2 separate regions of the Mus musculus genome follow, and region 1 is linked to region 2. The links are chromatin loops, found by intact Hi-C in ENCODE. Cell type or tissue: heart. All regions are shown on one strand. Each heading gives the region's core, and the rest is flanking DNA. Links, peaks and the distances in the headings are about the cores only.

Region 1 (8,325 bases), core at 199-8,198, 59 kb before region 2:
CAACCTAGGCTGTAACAGGCAGGCCCCAGGGTGGGGCCACCTCTGGCCATTCACACTTTTAAATTCATCTTTATACTCTAAAGAAAACAATTTACACAGACTCTCCCCCCAAATCTTCTACCAGTGAGTGATCTTTCTTTCTTTCTTTCTTTCTTTCTTTCTTTCTTTCTTCCTTCCTTCCTTCCTTCCTTCCTTCCTTCCTTCCTTCCTTCCTTCCTTCCTTCCTTCCTTCCTTCCTTCCTTCCTTCCTTTCTTTCTTTCTTTCTTTCTTTCTTTCTTTCTTTCTTTCTTTCTTTCTTTCTTTCTTTCTTTCTTTCGGGTTCTTTCTGATTGGGAACAAACGAAAATCCCACGGAAGAATAGGAAGTACTCTTAACCACCAAGCCATCTCTTCAGCCCCAGCAGTGCTTTTTTTCTTAGGTTTTTATGAAGGATTAACCTTTGCAATTCCAGATCTGCCTTGGCAAGGTTAGTTTACAGTAGCAATACAATGTCATGGTGTCATGGCTATGTGTCTGTGTTTTATTGCCACCATGGCCAAGCAGCTACCCTGCCCTGGTTGGGCATGTTCTGTTTTGGCCTGGAGCCTGTTTGAGATACAGGGGGTCTTTTGGTTTTTTGAGACAGGGTTTCTCTGTGTAGCCCTGGCTGTCCTAGAATTCAATCTGTAGACCAGGCTGGCCTTGCAACTCAAAAGAGATCCATCTGACTCTGTTTCCCAAGTGCTGGGATTAAAGGCGTGGGCCACCACCACCCAGGAAAGTATAGGGATCTTAACAAGGTTGGCTTTACTCACCTCCTGGAAGACTAGAAACTTGCTAGTTCCCGGGATTGTGTAAGGAGGATGCTTTGCTTGGTCTCTTTCCAAAACTTGTTTCCACTTGCCCTTTCTCTTATTGTCCCTGACTCTACAAAGACCTGTCCCGATACGGGTTGTTGTGAACATGACCATTTCTCTGATGGATTTATTTACTTTTATTCATCTCCTTGAACCTTTAGTTATGCAATCCAAGGAGAAACACATCAAATAAAAGCTGGCCATGTTGAGGACTGGGAGCACCAAGGTGAGGGCTGGAATCTAGAGACTCCATTTGCCTTTTGTGGCTAAACCCAGGGTGAGAGTCTGAACTAAAGACAGACTAAAATGCATAAACCTTCCTGTTTGGGCTAGCGCAGTGGTTAAGTGCTTGCCACATAAACCCGACAACTTGAATGAGATCCCTGGAATTCACTTCCTTAAATGTGGAAGAAGAGAAATGACTCCATGTGTGCTGTGGCATATGCAGGTGCACATTGTGCCTCCCCTCTCGAAACATCATTAGAAAAGACAAATATCTCCAGCATCCCCTCTCGAAGGTAGGGTACACGCAACATCACTTTGTGACCTCAGTTACACAGCTGGGACGACAGCCTGCAATTTCTGCCCTCTTATTGGTTTATGTAACTTTAGCTAGGTTAATGCCTGAGAATGAGATATTTGGCCACTTTGTGTTAAGAATCCACAGAAATCCCTCATGCGAGGCATACGTAGTTTCTCAAATGAAGGAGAACCCTAGTCTTGCACCCCTGTCCATCGGAGCCAGCAGGACTTTCTGGTCCACACTGAGGTGCAGTGGATTGCTAGGCTCTTGCCAAGGAAAGCAGCAGCCGTATTCTGAAGAAGCTGCTTTTAAGTTTTGGGATAAAAATTAACGTGTGTGTGAGGATATTTAAATTTTTCCTCAGGGGGCTGGTGAGATGGCTCAGTGGGTAAGAGCACCCGACTGCTCTTCCGAAGGTCCGAAGTTCAAATCCCAGCAACCACATGGTGGCTCACAACCATCCGTAATGAGATCTGACTCCCTCTTCTGGAGTGTCTGAAGACAGCTACAGTGTACTTATATATAATAAAAAATAAATAAATCTTTAAAAAAAATTTTTTTTTCCTCAGGGCACACTAAAGAAATTAGGACTTTTTTCACTTGAGATTAGCGGCAGGGTAGGACCGCGGAGCAGGAACAGGGCGGAGTTTCTGAGGCCTCAAGAAGCAGAGCGCCCCATTCTGCAGCCAGCCTATCCCACAGGACTATTAAACGACCTGCCGCCCTAACAGGAGGAGCGCCACTTGTCACTTCCGCAGTCCTACGGTCCATGGCGGTACCCGGAGGCTAACCGGCTTGGGAGAGACGAAAGGAAAAAAATATATATATATATACTGTAAAGTCCGCGTGCACGCAGAGAGCACTCTCCGGGATTGTGGTGGGTGTCGGGTGTGGGCACTTTTTACCCGGAACGTTGTTGCTGCTGGACAACAGCGGCAGGGGAAGCGTCCCCTCCAACCGGAAGCGATCGCCTTCGGGCACGCAAGGATCGAGTTAGCGCAGAGCCGGGCACCAGAGGGCGCTGCGTAGGACCAGGGACCGGAAGTGGTCGAGGTCAGAGGCGACCTGATCGGTCCTAACTTCCGGGATTCGGTGGGCCTGTTGCGGGGCTCAGATGATGAGCGGCGGCGGAGCTCGCTTGGCCTGCGTCTGTTTGGTGCGTGCGAGCGTCGATATCGTCCTGCGCTGTGGGTTTCGCTGCCTGAGCGGGAACCGTGGGTGGGCGGCTTACAGCGACCACGCTGGTGGAGAGAAGTAGGGACAGGATTTGCGCTCAGAGCGACTTTTGAAGATGTCTCCTTATCGCGGGTCAGGGGGACCCAGGGTGATGGGATATGCGAGGCCTGCGGCCGAGAGCACTGCCCGTCGCCGCTGCGTGACCTCAGCTGGTTCCTGTGTTCTAGCTTTGAGCGCTGCCGCCGGACCAACTGCTCACCATGTTCCTGGCGCGCCTGACTTCACGGCTGGCCAGGACTGTTGTTCCCTGGGCAGGTAAGACGCCCCTGGACGCGGAATCCACACCTGACTTGGGGATGGGAATCATCGCGGCCCAGCTCGCCTTCAGTAGTCTCCTGTCGCTACTGGGAATAAGAGCCTGGGCACAAACCTTTTCCTGCGAGCTTGCATGTAGTATGTAGGAGCACATCACAACTCCAGACGGAAGGATAAGGGGCAGGCCTTACCATTTGGGTCTACATGTTGCCCTAGCCTGGGTAGTAGTGGTGTTCTGATCTGCTGTGATGGCACTAGTAGCAACTGTGTTGTTTCCCCAGGTTTCAGTCGTTCCTGCCCTGGCTCCGGGGTGATTGGCAGCTATGCTTTTCGACCCCTTTACAGTTTGCAGCCTGCAAGCCCAAGTCGGGCTGCCTCCCTCCCTGGTAAGAGGACCCAGTCAGAGCTTGAGGAGTTCCTGGTCCCCAGGAAGATGGCCATCAGTCCTCTAGAGAGCTGGCTGACTGCTCAATACTTATTGCCCAGACGGAATGTCGAGGTCCCAGTGACTCTGGCTCCCTCCCAGTTCTACGAATGTCCACCTAGGCAGGGGGAGGAGGAAGCCCAGCAGGGAGTCAGGGAAGCCTGGGATGCCACTCCAGTGCAGTGCAAAAACGTGCTGAAGATCCGAAGGCGAAAGATGAACCACCACAAGTACCGTAAACTGGTCAAAAGGACCCGGTTTCTACGTCGCAAGGTCCGGGAAGGACGTTTGAAGAAGAAGCAGGTGAATATGGGCACTCCCTTGGACCTAGACTGACAGTGGTTAAAAGAGGCTTTGCTCGTTATAATAAGTTGGTTGTCTCCTCTGCCCTTGCAGATCAAATTTGAGAAAGACTTGAAGCGCATCTGGCTTAAGGCAGGCCTGAAGGAAGCCCCTGAGAACTGGCAGACCCCGAAGATCTACCTGAAGAACAAATAATCTGGGTTCCTGTCCCTCTGGCTCTCTTGCTGCTTCTGACCCACTATAATAAATATTGGAAGGACTCAATTATTCTAGGCCGACCTAGAGTTTCTTTGGCTTGGTGTGAGATCTCTTCGGGTAAAAAAAGACTCTGTCATAGGAACCCAGGGCCCAAGTGTGCCTAATTGTCCTTGACCTCCAGCCTGACTAATCTGCCTCATTTAGAGATGTGTGCTCTGGGACCACTGAACAGCTCCAGGAAGGTGGACATCAATGTGAATACTGGGTGTCCTGGTGTCCTGGAGCTGAGGGGTACCTGGGTTAAGGGGAGTGCTGATTATGGAGTAAGAGATGATCTGTGAGGACTCAGGAGGGAAGCAGAAAAGGGAAGCTCAGATGTCTCAAGAGATGGCACGTGGTCCTCTGTAGTTGATGAGCCATTTAAGTTGCCCTGTTGGCTGGGATGGACTCGTCTTGCCACAGGGACAGGGTATTGGGGTGGGTCGCCAGTGTTCCCAGATGTCCCAGCTTCTGCTTGGCTCCTCAGCCGTGTGGGTGGGAGCATTAATCAGGAAGGTTGCCTGGATGGTGTGTTTTGCTAGGTTCAGTGTTGACATCTTACTACAGAAGATGCTGTTTTTAGAGTCTAGCTTGGGGAAGAGTATCCCTGCATCAAGAGGAGTGTATGCTCTGAATAGTTGAGGACCTGGAAGGACCCTGGCCTTGTATACCAAGTTATGAGGGAGCTAGGAATAAGCTTGGGAACTGAACAGTGCATCTGTTAGGCCACGCGGGCCCTCATGAACCCTGCTCTCCGATATCACCTGAACTAACAAATCTAGGCTGGCTTAGATGATATTGATAACCAGATGTCCCTTGGGATCCAACTGTGCCCCTGACCAATGAATGTGAATCAGTGAACCGGTTTCTAAAGGCAGGGTCCAATAAGGGCCTTGTGCTCTCTGCTGAAAAATTGAAGCTGATTGGATGGAGTGCAAAAGCCAAAAACCTCTAATGTAGTTGTGCTTTTACTAGTGACCATAAGGGGGCAGCAACCAGGCTCTTGGCATCCCACAGTCCCTGGCAGAAGACCAGAGCAGCTGGCTGAAAGCTCCTGTCAGGGCTCCCCAGCTGTGGTACTCTTCCTGAGTCTGGGTCTCCTGGGGTGACTGGAACAAGGGTTCTAGGGCCAGGGCCTCAAAGATGGAGCCTTGTTGAAGTGGAGCATTCTCTCTCTGATCCAGTTCTGGCCACGTCTAACCCTGTAGCTCCCTGCATTCTGCTGGCACTTTTGGCTGTCCACAGCTGCTCCTGGTATTTCCTTCCAGCCCTGCCCAGGAGCTGCCCTGTGGCTCACCCCACACTTCCTTTTAGAGGAAAAATGGGATTTTAATTCTCCTGTCTGGAGCTAAGCACCCAGATGTTAGAAGAGAGTGCTCTGGGACCACTGTGAACAGCTCCAGGGAGGTGGGCTTCAATGTGAATACTGATGGTAGAGTGTCCTGAGTGGCCCAGGCCTGGGTGCTTCAGCTACCATGCTGGCTTCCACCCAGGGTGCCAGCTGGAAAAGAAAAGGCTCTGGGCTACTTCACCTCATAGTTCATTCAGAATAATAGGCAGGTTTTGGGGTTTTTTTTGTTTGTTTGTTTGTTTGTTTGTTTTTGGTTGTTTTAATTTTATTTAAGATTTATTTATTTATTATACATAAGTACACTGTAGCTGTCTTAGACACACCAGAAGAGGGAGTCAGATCTCATTACAGATGGTTGTGAGCCACCATGTGGTTGCTGGGATTTGAACTCAGGACCTTCGGAAGAGCAGTCAGTGCTCTTAACCACTGAGCCATCTCACCAGCCCTGTTTTGTTTTATGAAACAGGGTCTCTATGTAGTCCTGGCTCTCCTAGAACTATGTAGCCTAGGCTAGCTTCAACCTCAGATCATCATGCCTCTGCCTCCCGAGTGCTGGGATGAAAGTCATGCACCATCCTGTCTGCCCATGGGCAGTGGATCTTAACATGGCCTGAATCTTCTAGAGACATTTTTAGTTGTTATGGGTATCAGAAACAACAGATTTTGCTGGATTCCTTCAAGACAGGAACACGTGACTACCACACAGTCCTACACACAGAGTCAGACCTGGGGATGAGATTCTTATTCCCCTACCCAACCAAGATCTCAGCAGACAATTGGAGGATTATGTCTTTTATCTTTGCATCTCCTCCCAGGTCACAAGTCCTTCCTTTCCTATAGGACCTCTCCTGCCTTCTCCCTTGTGGGACACACAGCCCCTTGCTATCCCCCTGTTCTGGGGAAACGCCGTGAGGGGAGGCTTGTGATTTGGTTCTGCTTACAACTGCTCACTCTCCTAGCAGTGTCAGAGTTCAGGTTCCTGCCGGGCCAGGATTGGCAAGAGTGGTCTTCAAACCATGTTGGGTACCCCAACTCTTATGCCAACACTAAAAGCTAATAGCTATCTCAGTGTGGTCTTTTGAGAGCTAATCCCCCACCACATGCCTGCTCAGCCAGCATATTTACCTAGTGTATCTCTTAACCAGTAAATGTTCAGGGTCTCCACATACACGAATTCTTAGCTCTGCTGAGGAACTTTGGCCAGGGCATTGTACGTGTGTACAGCTGTCTGAAGCAAGCCTGATCCTCCAATGGGTCTTATTTCCTACTGTCGGGGAAGTATGTGGCTGGCAAGGACAATGTGTCCTATATAGGGCAGAACCTAGGAGGAGGATGGTCCCCTTGAGTTAGTCCTGGCAAGGACATGGACTAGGGTTAAGACTGGAGTTGGGGAGATATTTCTGTCTAGGACTGACATTGCCGCGTAGGCTTTCGTTCTCCAACTTGCTTTTACTAGGAGAACTGAGACGTCCTAAGTGTAGGACTACAGAATCCCAGATCGAGAAGCCTCGGGAGAGTTGGGTCCCCATAATCGCAGCTTGGGGTTTGGAGGAGCAGTACTGTAAACTCTAGTACAGGCTGAAGCTGTACACTCAGTTGGCAGGTGTTTGCCAAGCATACACAAAACCCTGAATCTAAGACTCAGCATTCAAAGGATAGATTAGAAATTTATGATTGCCAGGTATGGGAGGCAGAGGCAGGCTGATCTCTTGAATTTGAGGTCAGCCTGGTCTATAGAGTGAGTTCTAGCATAGCTAGGGACACACAGAGAAAGCCTGACTATAAACAAAAGTTCAAGGTTATCCTTGACTATAAAGTGAGTTCAAGAACAAAGCAGGCTTAGAAGGGACCCTGTCTTTTTTTTTTTTTTTTTTTTTTCCGAGACAGGGTTTCTCTGTGTAGCCCTGGCTGTCCTGGAACTCACTTTGTAGACCAGGCTGGCCTCGAACTCAGAAATCTGCCTGCCTCTGCCTCCTGAGTGCTGGGATCAAAGGCTTGTGCCACCATGCCTGGCTTTTTTTTTTTTTTTTTGATACAGGCTGGCCTTGAACTCACAGAGATTTGCCTCCCAAGCACTGTTATTAAAGGTTTGTGCCATCATATCCAGTACTTTTTAAATTATGCTCATCTCTCTGCTGGGAATTGAACTCAGGACTTCTGGAAGAGCAGTCAGTGCTCTTAACCGCTGAGCCATCTCTCCAGCCCAGTCTCAATATTTTTATGTGTCATCAGGCCAATCTCTAGCCAGATGGCCCAGGCCTATTCTTGTGGCATTTATTTTTTATACTTATTTATTTATTTATTTTGGTTTTTCGAGACAGGGTTTCTCTGTGTAACCCTGGCTGTCCTGGAACTCACTCTGTAGACCAGGTTGACCTCGAACTCAGAAATTCGCCGGCCTCATTTTAAGACAGGTTCTTCTTACTAATGGTGATCTCCTGACTCATCCTCTTGAATGCTGGGGTAACAGGAATGTGCACCATGCTCATCCCACTTCTGCTATTTAGAAATGATCATAAGAGGCGGTCTAGTGGCTCAGAGTGTTTGTTCCTCTTCCAGAGGACCCAGGTTTGGTTCCCAGCACCGAAAGGTGGCTAACAACTACCTGTAGCTCCAGTTGCAGAGAATCTGATGCCCTCTTCTGGCCTCTGAGTGCACTTCACATAGTACAGAAACATACATGCAGGTGACACACACACACACACACACCATAAATATTTTTTAAATGATCATAAGCCAGGTGTAGTGGTGTGTGACTTTAATCCTAGTACTTGGTAAGTAGAGGCAGGTGGATCTCAGGAAATTGGAGTCCAGTCTGGTCTACATTGTGAAAACAGTGAATCCCATAGCCCCCAAGGCTATGTAGAGAGACCCTTTCTCAATACATACATACATACATACGTACGCACATACATACATCGATTATAAAAGATAAGTATAGTGGTCTATCAATAGGGCAGGGACTGGTACATCTGTCTAGTTTAGCATTAAATCTTGAGTGCTTGGTATACAGTGGGTGTTTGGTAAATGCTGGATAACTAAAGACCAATGTGGGTCTTTATGGATGGATGAGTAACAGTGGATGCATGAGCAACTCAGTTTGTGCCTGCGTCTGATCTGATTATATTCCTTTGGCCTTCTTTTAAGAAGGCTGTGGT
Region 2 (8,325 bases), core at 148-8,147:
CAAGCAGGGTGAGGCAGGGGTCTAACTATGCCTCTCCTTAGCACCCTCAAGGACCACTGTGTACAGCATCTCCCCGATGGCTCTGTGACTGTGGAGTCCATTCTAATCCAGGCTGCCGCCCATTCGGAGGACCCTGGTACCAAGGTGCTATTGGTCTCCTGGACTTACCAGGTAAGGAGCATGGGCATCACTATTACTCCTGTAGGCCTCACTTCCTTGGAATTGTGTTGTTTGCAGTGTTTAACTGTGGCTCCCTTCCTTACAGGATGAAGAGCTGGGAAGCTTCCTCACAACATTGCTCAAAAATGGCCTTCCTCAGGCTCCCAGCTGACATGTATCCACCAGGAATCCACTGCTCTTGTCTCTTGCTGTTCTCCCAGCAGGACCAGGGCTTCGGCCGAGAGGCGGGTGCCCTGAGTAAATGGGAGACCATGACTGGATTACAGACCCCGTTCTAGGGATAAGATCAGAGTCATAGGCTGGCTAAAGTAATAAACAGACCTTTTTGTTCTCTATGTCTTTTATTCCTACTCTCTGCCCCAAGAAAACAGGGTTCCCAGAAAAATGGGGTTTTTACAGCTTTTGACTGCCTGGTACCCCATGTTGTTCCCTTTAGTGACAAAGGGATGTCCAGGGTAGAGAGCCCGGGGAAGTGGTAGCTGCTGGAAGGTAGGCAGGACTGCCAGAGCCCTACATAGCTGTAGATTAATCTCTGCCGAGCACAATAAATGTTGTACAATCTCCACTTCATCTCCACTGTGTACCGTCATCTAGTTTCCACACCGCGGACACCATAGGGTTCAGGATGTAGGACCTATGGATAGACTCTAGGTCAAAATAGAACTCTTACAGAGACCCCACTTATCCCCAAAATCTGACCCAGTGGACCACTTACTCCACGCACCCTGGGGAATCGCTGATTCGATCCCTTAGTCCTCCCCCCCACTGTCATTGGCTTCCCCACTAGGTGCTTGGGTACTCATCTAGTACAATGTGGGCTTTGACTGCATCCAAAAGTCCCCTCCCTGAGCGACAACCCAGCTTTGGGAAAGATTCTTTCCAATCCCATCCCCTCTTACCAAAGTTGTCATACAGCACTGACTTCAAGAACAGGCCACGGGCTGGAGCAACTCGAGCCTGATACTTGCCCAAGGGATCTTGACTCTCCAGAATCACTTTCACTTGTGTGGGTGCCAGGATCCCTAGCCCCACAGCCACCAACACAGCTGTCATCCTCCGCACCTGCAGCAGAGAGCTCAGGTTGTCACAGGTGTGTCTACCCGAGCCCATCCTGTGAGGGTTAAGACAGCCTACCTGTCTATAAAGGAAAGACTGGCTCTCAAACTCCAAGGTCCAGAACTGCAGCCTCCTAGGAACACAGACAGCTTTGAGGTCCAAGCTAAGGGCAGGCTCAGCCAACCTAGCTCACCATGTGGCTTCAGACAAGACAACGATTTATATACTGGTTTAAAGGCTTCCATCCAGGGTGGGTTCTTGCCTAGTTGACCACCAGTTCCAGAGGGTGAGCGAGTTTTGCATGACTTACTCGACTCTACATATACCATGAAAGGAAACAATTATATAACAGAGCATTGGTTAGTTTGTGCACGGGAAATAGCGATTGCTTTGGGCCTTCATGTTTTGGGGCTAAAGTATTTGTGCTGAAGCAGGACATAGCCAGCCCACCTATCAAGATGGAACCTAGGCCATGTGCTCTTGTGCCTGGTCACACCAAAGCCCCTTTACCAAACCCTTGGAGCTGGTTCCAGATGTTATGTTCTCAAGGTGAGCGGCTGATTCCTGGTGTTTGAAGCAGAGAACTTAACGTAGTCTGTCAAAGTGGAATGGAACTATTCGCTCTAGTGAAATCTTTTCAGAGACTGCCAGAACTTACCTGCTATAAAGAGCTATGGGTCTGGCAGGGCCCTCAGAAAGGCAACATTTTCCACCCTGTGCTCCCCAGGCTGGCAGAGACCCCACCCAACAGGAAGAAGACACAAGTTTCTGGCTCACCTTCTTACACCCTCTAGGCCCAATGGATGTGCAATATACCCATTTAGCATCATCTCACTTTTATTGAGGTATTATGAGTAATGACCCTGGTGGCCTCTAGTCCTGGCATAGTGAAAGGCTAGTCGTCTCACCTGCTCCCCTCGGGGAGGACAAATGGGCTGGCTGGACCAGGTGACACTGAGACTCTTCGAAGTGTGCGTACAGTATTTGTGACTGGGCTGCCAGCAGACTGGAAGGCACTAAAATCATGTGTCCCGAGGAGGTGCTGGGCAGCCTCCTGCATGGCCGCCATATCCAGGTACCTGCAGAGCCAAATGAGCATTATTGAGGAGAGCCCAGGCAGATGGATGGTGAGCCATTTTCTTCCCATTCTTAGCTCACTCACTCTGTCTGCAGAGCCCAGCATACATTTTGTTCAAACACAGGCAGTTGATTAGGCCAGGAGCAGCCTGTGGCCAGACGATATTGGTAGGTCCTGGAGGTGGCTGCGTGTCGAGCGTGGAAGTCGTTGGGCACTCGGAAGGCCTTCAGTACACTGTGGCAAGCAGATCTGGCTCATCCCAGGAATGAGTATGCCCAACTGTCCACACAGCACTATGGAAATCTCTGCCTCCCACCACAGTGGGGTGCAATGGTAAAAGACAAAAAAAAAAGCCCAGAACCATACCAAAACCCCGGGCTCACCGAATGGCCGGGTGCTTCAGGTGGGTGTTGAGGGCCTTGGCCACGACCTCCGGGGAGAAAGGCGACTGCCCTGGGCGGCGCTGGATGTCCAGGTGCGCCGCGTTGCTCAGGGCATGCACCCCGGCATCGGTGCGGCTAGAGATGGTGAACCTGACCGGGTCGACAGAGTTCAGCCGCTTGGCAGCCTCCTGCGGGAACCGTACAGGCGGCTGCCACATCGATGGCCGGAGTCCGTGGAATAGGAGGAGGAGAGTGGGTAGGGGTTGGAGCTGCCGACTGCTTCTTCCTCCCCAAACCGGTCCTCACCTCCAGGAAGTTCAGCACCCCAACAGCGCGCGGATTGCCCCTCACGGCCGCAACCCCACTGCGGAGAGAAACAGGAAGGAATTATCTGCGGTGTCTGTGGACGCTGTCCCGCCAGGGGTCTCGGCGCCCAGGCGCGTGGGTTCGGTGCAGGCCACTGTGTTCCTCGGCTCCTAAAATCCCGCATCCCGAGACCGATCGCGCCCGTCCTGGTCACCTCGCGGACTTCCCGCGAGGCCGAGTGGAGAACGCGGGGGTAACAGCGGGAAAACGTACTTGAAGTCAGTGCCCAAGTACTGCAAGAACACAAGGTAGCGCGCACGCACCGAGCCCACCGCCCCGCAGGAGCCCATATTTGAGCGGGCGGGGCGCTTGCACGTGGCCCGCGGTCGACCCAGCCCAGCAGGGACGGCGCCTGCGCACTGACTCGGTCCGCCCCGCCTGAATGGAGAGGCGGGGGCGGAGCCAAGCTTAGGGATCGGGTGCAAAGTGCGGTCCTCTAGAGCCGGCTATGTTTCCTGTCCTCGGCCTCACAGGGGCGCGATGATGGGTCGCTTCCGCACAAGCGACCTTAATTCGTTCACTCCCGATCTCCCCGCCGCCGTCGCGGAGTGTGTCCGTCGGCAGCATTCCAGCCGAGTTCACCACCGCCGTGATGCCTGAAGTGGGCGAGCCGTGCCCTTCCCTGTCCCGCGACCGAGCCAAACCACTCCGAAGCCCAACCGCCGAGGCCGGCCCAGCTCCCAGACCGTGGTGACCGAGGACAGAGCGCAGCGACAGGCGAGGGGATGCAGCGGCGCTTTTAGCGACGCTCCCCGGAGGTGACAGCGGGTGGCGCAGGCAGAGGCTGACTTTGGCGACGCTCCCCAGCGGTGACAGGCGGGGCGGGGCCGCGGCGCGCCGGGCTCAGACCGAGGCGGGCAGGCGGGCGGGCGGGCGCGGAGCGCAGCTCGGCGCGGGCGCCACAGACGGTCCACGGGCCGGGGATGCCGCTCGACGCGCCTTGGTCCTCCGCACAGTGAGCACCGCTCGCCGCAGCCATGACGGTAGAGTTCGAGGAATGCATCAAGGACTCGCCGCGCTTCAGGTGTGCTGCGGGCCCGGGGTAGGGCGCGGGCGGGGATGGGGAGCCGCCTTTGTGCCGGAGGCGGGCAAGGGGTGTCCAGCGTGGTGACCGCTCCGAGTCCACCTGGACGGAGCAGAAGACCTGGCACGGACAAACCGGCGGGAGCCGGAGTCGCGGTCCCCTAGCTGCGCAGCTCCGCCTCCGGCCTCGGGGGACCGGAACAAAAGACGCCCCTGTGCTGATCACCTCGCGCGCGGGGGTGAGTGTGCAGACCGCCTTGGGCAGCTGTGTGTCACTGGGCATTTGCGTCCAGTGCCATCTCTAGAACTGTCCACCCTTCTTTGTGTGTATGCTCTGGTGTGCCACAAGTACTGGGCTCCTCCTTGGCCCTGTAGTCCAATTCTGGCTAGGATTGTCTGGCACCCTGCTTGGTCTCTATCTTGATCCGTATGTCCAGAGCAGTGTATGGGTGCAACCAGCCGGAGCCATCAGGGCCTGAGATAGACACCTTGGTGAGAGTTAACGGATGTATGAGTGACCCAGGAGCCTGAAGGGGTAGAGGCTGTAAGGATGAGGAAGTCGTGTTTAGGTGGAAGGGTATGGGCCTTATTCACCTATGGGTTTGTTTCTTTTATTGTTCCTGGAATACAGTCGTGCACATCTGTGTGAACCACATGGCCACACAGATATACATCTGTTTCATTGAGTGGCATTTGGCAGACAGTAATGGAGTACCTCCTGTGTGTCATTTGAAATTTCGGACCTTCGTGAGGTGTCCCACCTCTGTATGTGCACACACACACACACACACACACACACACACACACACGGGGGGGGGGGGAGCATGTTCTGCCACTCTGCTCTCCTTGGTGCACATGAATGTGTGGGTGAGCTGTGATACGGAGTTGGTGTGCTTGATGCATGCACATAGCCTAGTGTGGATGGACACGTGTGTACATGTGCTACATCTCTGTGGATTCGTGAACCGTGTTTGCCATGCTACTAGACACATGTTAACGTATGCAGGTGTGTGTTTTAGTGTGCACTGTATCCCTGGAACACATGTCTGCATGCCCTGTGCTAATACATGTATGCATGTTTATGTATAAGCATGTATCATGCCTTTGCTCGTGTGAGCTTGACCACATATGTACATGAGTGCTGGGTTTCTGAGGGCCTACCTCAGCAGTCCAGCTCTTTGCAAAACCACCTTGCAAGAGAGTCAGCCAGAAACACCTTGGAGCGTTAGAGTTTGCCAAGAGTGTCCACTGACTATAGGCAGGGGGCTTAAGGCAGTCAACTATGCTTTCCTGTTTTCTATTGAGAGGAGTGGTCTGAGAGCCTCTGATACCCCACAGTTCTGCATCCATTTGGTAGGAGTCTTAGCCAAGGTCTCAGTGCATGGAACTGGGCCCCAGTTGAAGCGCTCTCATTTTTGCCCTTACCCCTTTCTGCAAAGCCCTGGCTCTACCCTGCCTTGTACAGGGTTTTGGGCCTAAGCAGAAATCCACTCACCTCTAGGCCTTCTTTGCCACAGCCAGCCAGTTGGACTTGTGGGGCTGCAGTAGGTGTGGCAGGTACCTAGGCTTAACATCATTTCTTTTGATGGAGGAGGGGAATGCTGGGGATGACTCTCCGGACATTGGTCTTGGGGTGATGGAACCTGGCTTGGTGGTGTGGGGTGGGCTGTGACTGGATGAGTTCGAAGAGTACCTTGTCTACTCTAAGGTTTTACTGAAGTTATAACTTGATCTTTGTGGCCAAGAACCTTTAGGTGAGGCAGGGTGGGGCTGTCTGAAGGATGTGGAAGTGAGGTGGAGCCTAGACCCAAACCTAGAAACGTTGGTAGTTTTGCTTTGGGACTCTTGGCCTAGAATAAGGGCTTGTGACAGCCTTAGGAATGTCTCATAGTCCCTGAAGCTGTGGGTGGGGGTGCAGGGGAGCCCCGGAAGAGAAGCCGGCCCAGCCTTGGCTGCAAGCCCTTCCCTGGGTGGGGCTTCAAGCGCTGAGTCATGGCTTTGGTGAGGGGGCTCCTCCCCAACCTCCAAGCTGCTGAGGAAGTCCCTGGCTGGCAAAAAATAGGCATGGGGCAGGAGGGGATGCCTCAGGTCCTTGGCTGAGGAAGGGAGTGCTGAGAGACTCCCGGGACAGAATGCTGGCCCCCTTGAGCTTGTACTAACTGCCCACTATGTTCCCCTGTCCCCGTGAATACAAATGCCAGCTCCTGCTGCAGCCCCTCCCAGTTTCTGGCTCCCTGGCCAGCTGCAGCTCTCCATGCAGCTGTCTGGGCTGTCAGGCCTGCTTGGGGAGCACTGAATTGGTCTCTCCTAGGCAGATAGTTACATCTGTGTTCTGGAACTTCTGGCTCGCGTAGTGGCCAGAATCCTGGAACAGAGCCTCCTGTGGTAGCCTGTGTTAGGCTTAGATAAAGGACTTTTTTTTCCCCCCCCCACCAAGCCGGACAGGCTGTGCAGCATCCATCAAAGGCATGGCTGCCAATGGTTCACTCGGATGCTGCAGCTCTGTCCCTGTCCCTCTGAGCTTTAGGAATCACGGTGCCTAAGCCCTTACGAAGGGATGAGGCTGATGGCCGGGATCTTCGAGGGTCCGTGGCTAGGGCAGCCTGGCCATTTCAGCCCAGGTTCTAAATGAAACCGTGTTTCAGCCCCTATGCTTCTCATGCCCCTTACCCAGGAGAAACTCCACAACAGGTCTTTCTCCTTTCCTTTCTAAAGAGTAGGGCAGAAAGGGCTAAGGAGCTGCTAGAACTAATTCCCCTCTGACACCCAACCTCCAGCCCGTGTAAGTCTTGTTCCTAGAGGTCTGTCTAAACCTTCGGCCTATTTTGTTCCCAAGGTACCCCTTCCCTTGTAGGCCAGATGGGCCTAGCTCACCAGCTGAGCTGGTTGAATGAGGTGGGGGGCTGCTGGGAGTCTGCCCTGATTTCCTGATTTCCTGTTCCCAACTTGGAGTTGGGGGGTGCAGTCACGTGCCCGATCCATCTGCCTTTGGCTTCCGGGATTCTCCCAGGCTTCTCTTGGTGATGTCATCATTAACTCCTCCCTCCCCAGGGCATCTTCTTTATCAGCCTGGATTGGTGAGAATGAGCTCCAAGGAGACCCGATGATCCATCTCTTCTTCTGACTGAGCTGAGCTGTATGGAGCCTTGAGGTTGAGGGAGGTGGAGTTTGAGGTCCCTTAGCTGATGGTTCATAACCAACTGTTTTAGGGTCATCTAGCTGCAGGCCAAATTGGCCTGTAGTTGAAGCAAAGAAGTAAGGGACCAGGCTCTTTTCAGTGAGAAGGGACCTGTCCAGATGGAGTCAAAGCTCAACTCTGAGCCCCAGAGAAGACTATCATGGGCACCAACACCACATCATGAGACTTCAGCATTATTGTGCTTAGGAAATAAGGACATGTTAACCCTTGGCTCATGGGGCATAGCTATACTGTAGTGTGTATGTATGTGATATCATGGGATAGCCCATGTGGCAAGACTGGGTGGCTTCAGCCTGCTCTGGGTAGCTCCAAAGTGCTGGACCTGGGTCCCAGTTATGTCCATCGGGCAGGGAGGGTGTTTATCGCTCTCAGCCCCAGTTTCCTGGAGCCCCATTCTGGCAACAAAACCCCTGGGGGGATGCAACAGGAAATGAAACTCCAAGTGATCTAACCACCCAATTCTTGTTGCAGGGCAACTATTGATGAGGTAGAAACAGATGTGGTTGAGATCGAGGCTAAACTGGACAAGGTAAGAGACAGAGCTGGTGGTACATAGAGTGCCCAACACTACTGTGCGCACTCCAAGCCCAGCCTGGGACTATGGGATGACTCCAGGTATAGCTGCCTGTGTCTGAGATGCCTATTGGTTGGGAAATAGCTGCTGTGTTTGCTGTGCCTAGTGTGACGGGGAGGGGAACACCAATCTCTCCTTCTAGATGATCCTCTGAATACCATTTAGGTGATAGAGTCTGTCCCTAGCCCTGAACTGAAAAGGGGCAGCTATGTCTGGATGTTAATGGGCCTGAGTTAAATTCTGGCTGCCCCCGACTGAAAGTGTATCCTCTCTGGCCTGGCCTTGTGGCGGATCTGCGTTACCAGCTTGGAGAAAGTCAGGCCCTCATTTTGCCCACTCTGTCCCACTTGTAGCTGGTCAAACTGTGCAGTGGTATGATTGAAGCCGGCAAAGCCTACGTCACCACCAACAGGCTCTTTGTGAGCGGTGTCCGAGACCTGTCTCAGCAGTGCCAGGGCGACACCGT

Evidence for each region. A loop is a pair of places that touch in the nucleus more often than their neighbours do. Peaks named below come from ENCODE experiments on the same cell type or tissue, not always from the same donor. Only the 100,000 strongest peaks of a DNase experiment are listed, where the experiment ranks them.
Region 1: a loop joins it to region 2, with 2.0 times the contacts of the local background. A loop is called at or near these places in 4 of 42 quality-filtered maps.

What each region holds. Positions count from the first base shown.
Region 1 is chr4:155,829,219-155,837,543 of GRCm38, forward strand. It overlaps Aurkaip1 (aurora kinase A interacting protein 1), which reads left to right and starts at 2,051. Exons shown (of 4, transcript NM_025338.4): 1 at 2,051-2,517; 2 at 2,765-2,852; 3 at 3,134-3,579; 4 at 3,673-3,880. The coding sequence starts at 2,798. The coding sequence ends at 3,774. In heart, for the core only: CTCF peaks have their summits at 2,386 (motif pointing right) and 4,801 (motif pointing right); DNase peaks (open chromatin) are centred at 2,083, 2,373, 4,233, 4,923 and 1 weaker place; H3K4me3 peaks cover 2,670 bases; H3K27ac peaks cover 1,766 bases.
Region 2 is chr4:155,888,355-155,896,679 of GRCm38, forward strand. It overlaps Ints11 (integrator complex subunit 11), which reads left to right. Exons shown (of 17, transcript NM_028020.3): 16 at 42-171; 17 at 266-749. The coding sequence ends at 331. It overlaps Pusl1 (pseudouridylate synthase-like 1), which reads right to left and starts at 3,408. Exons shown (of 8, transcript NM_001033490.1): 1 at 3,277-3,408; 2 at 3,004-3,061; 3 at 2,698-2,885; 4 at 2,399-2,548; 5 at 2,145-2,315; 6 at 1,315-1,369; 7 at 1,080-1,242; 8 at 503-814. The coding sequence starts at 3,353. The coding sequence ends at 801. It overlaps Acap3 (ArfGAP with coiled-coil, ankyrin repeat and PH domains 3), which reads left to right and starts at 3,521. Exons shown (of 24, transcript NM_207223.1): 1 at 3,521-4,087; 2 at 7,757-7,814; 3 at 8,213-8,325. The coding sequence starts at 4,041. LOC115489960 (a long non-coding RNA gene) reads right to left here and starts at 413. Exons shown (of 2, transcript XR_003955325.1): 1 at 169-413. In heart, for the core only: CTCF peaks have their summits at 3,779 and 6,458; DNase peaks (open chromatin) are centred at 3,457, 3,867, 6,077, 7,047 and 3 weaker places; H3K4me3 peaks cover 5,045 bases; H3K27ac peaks cover 3,003 bases.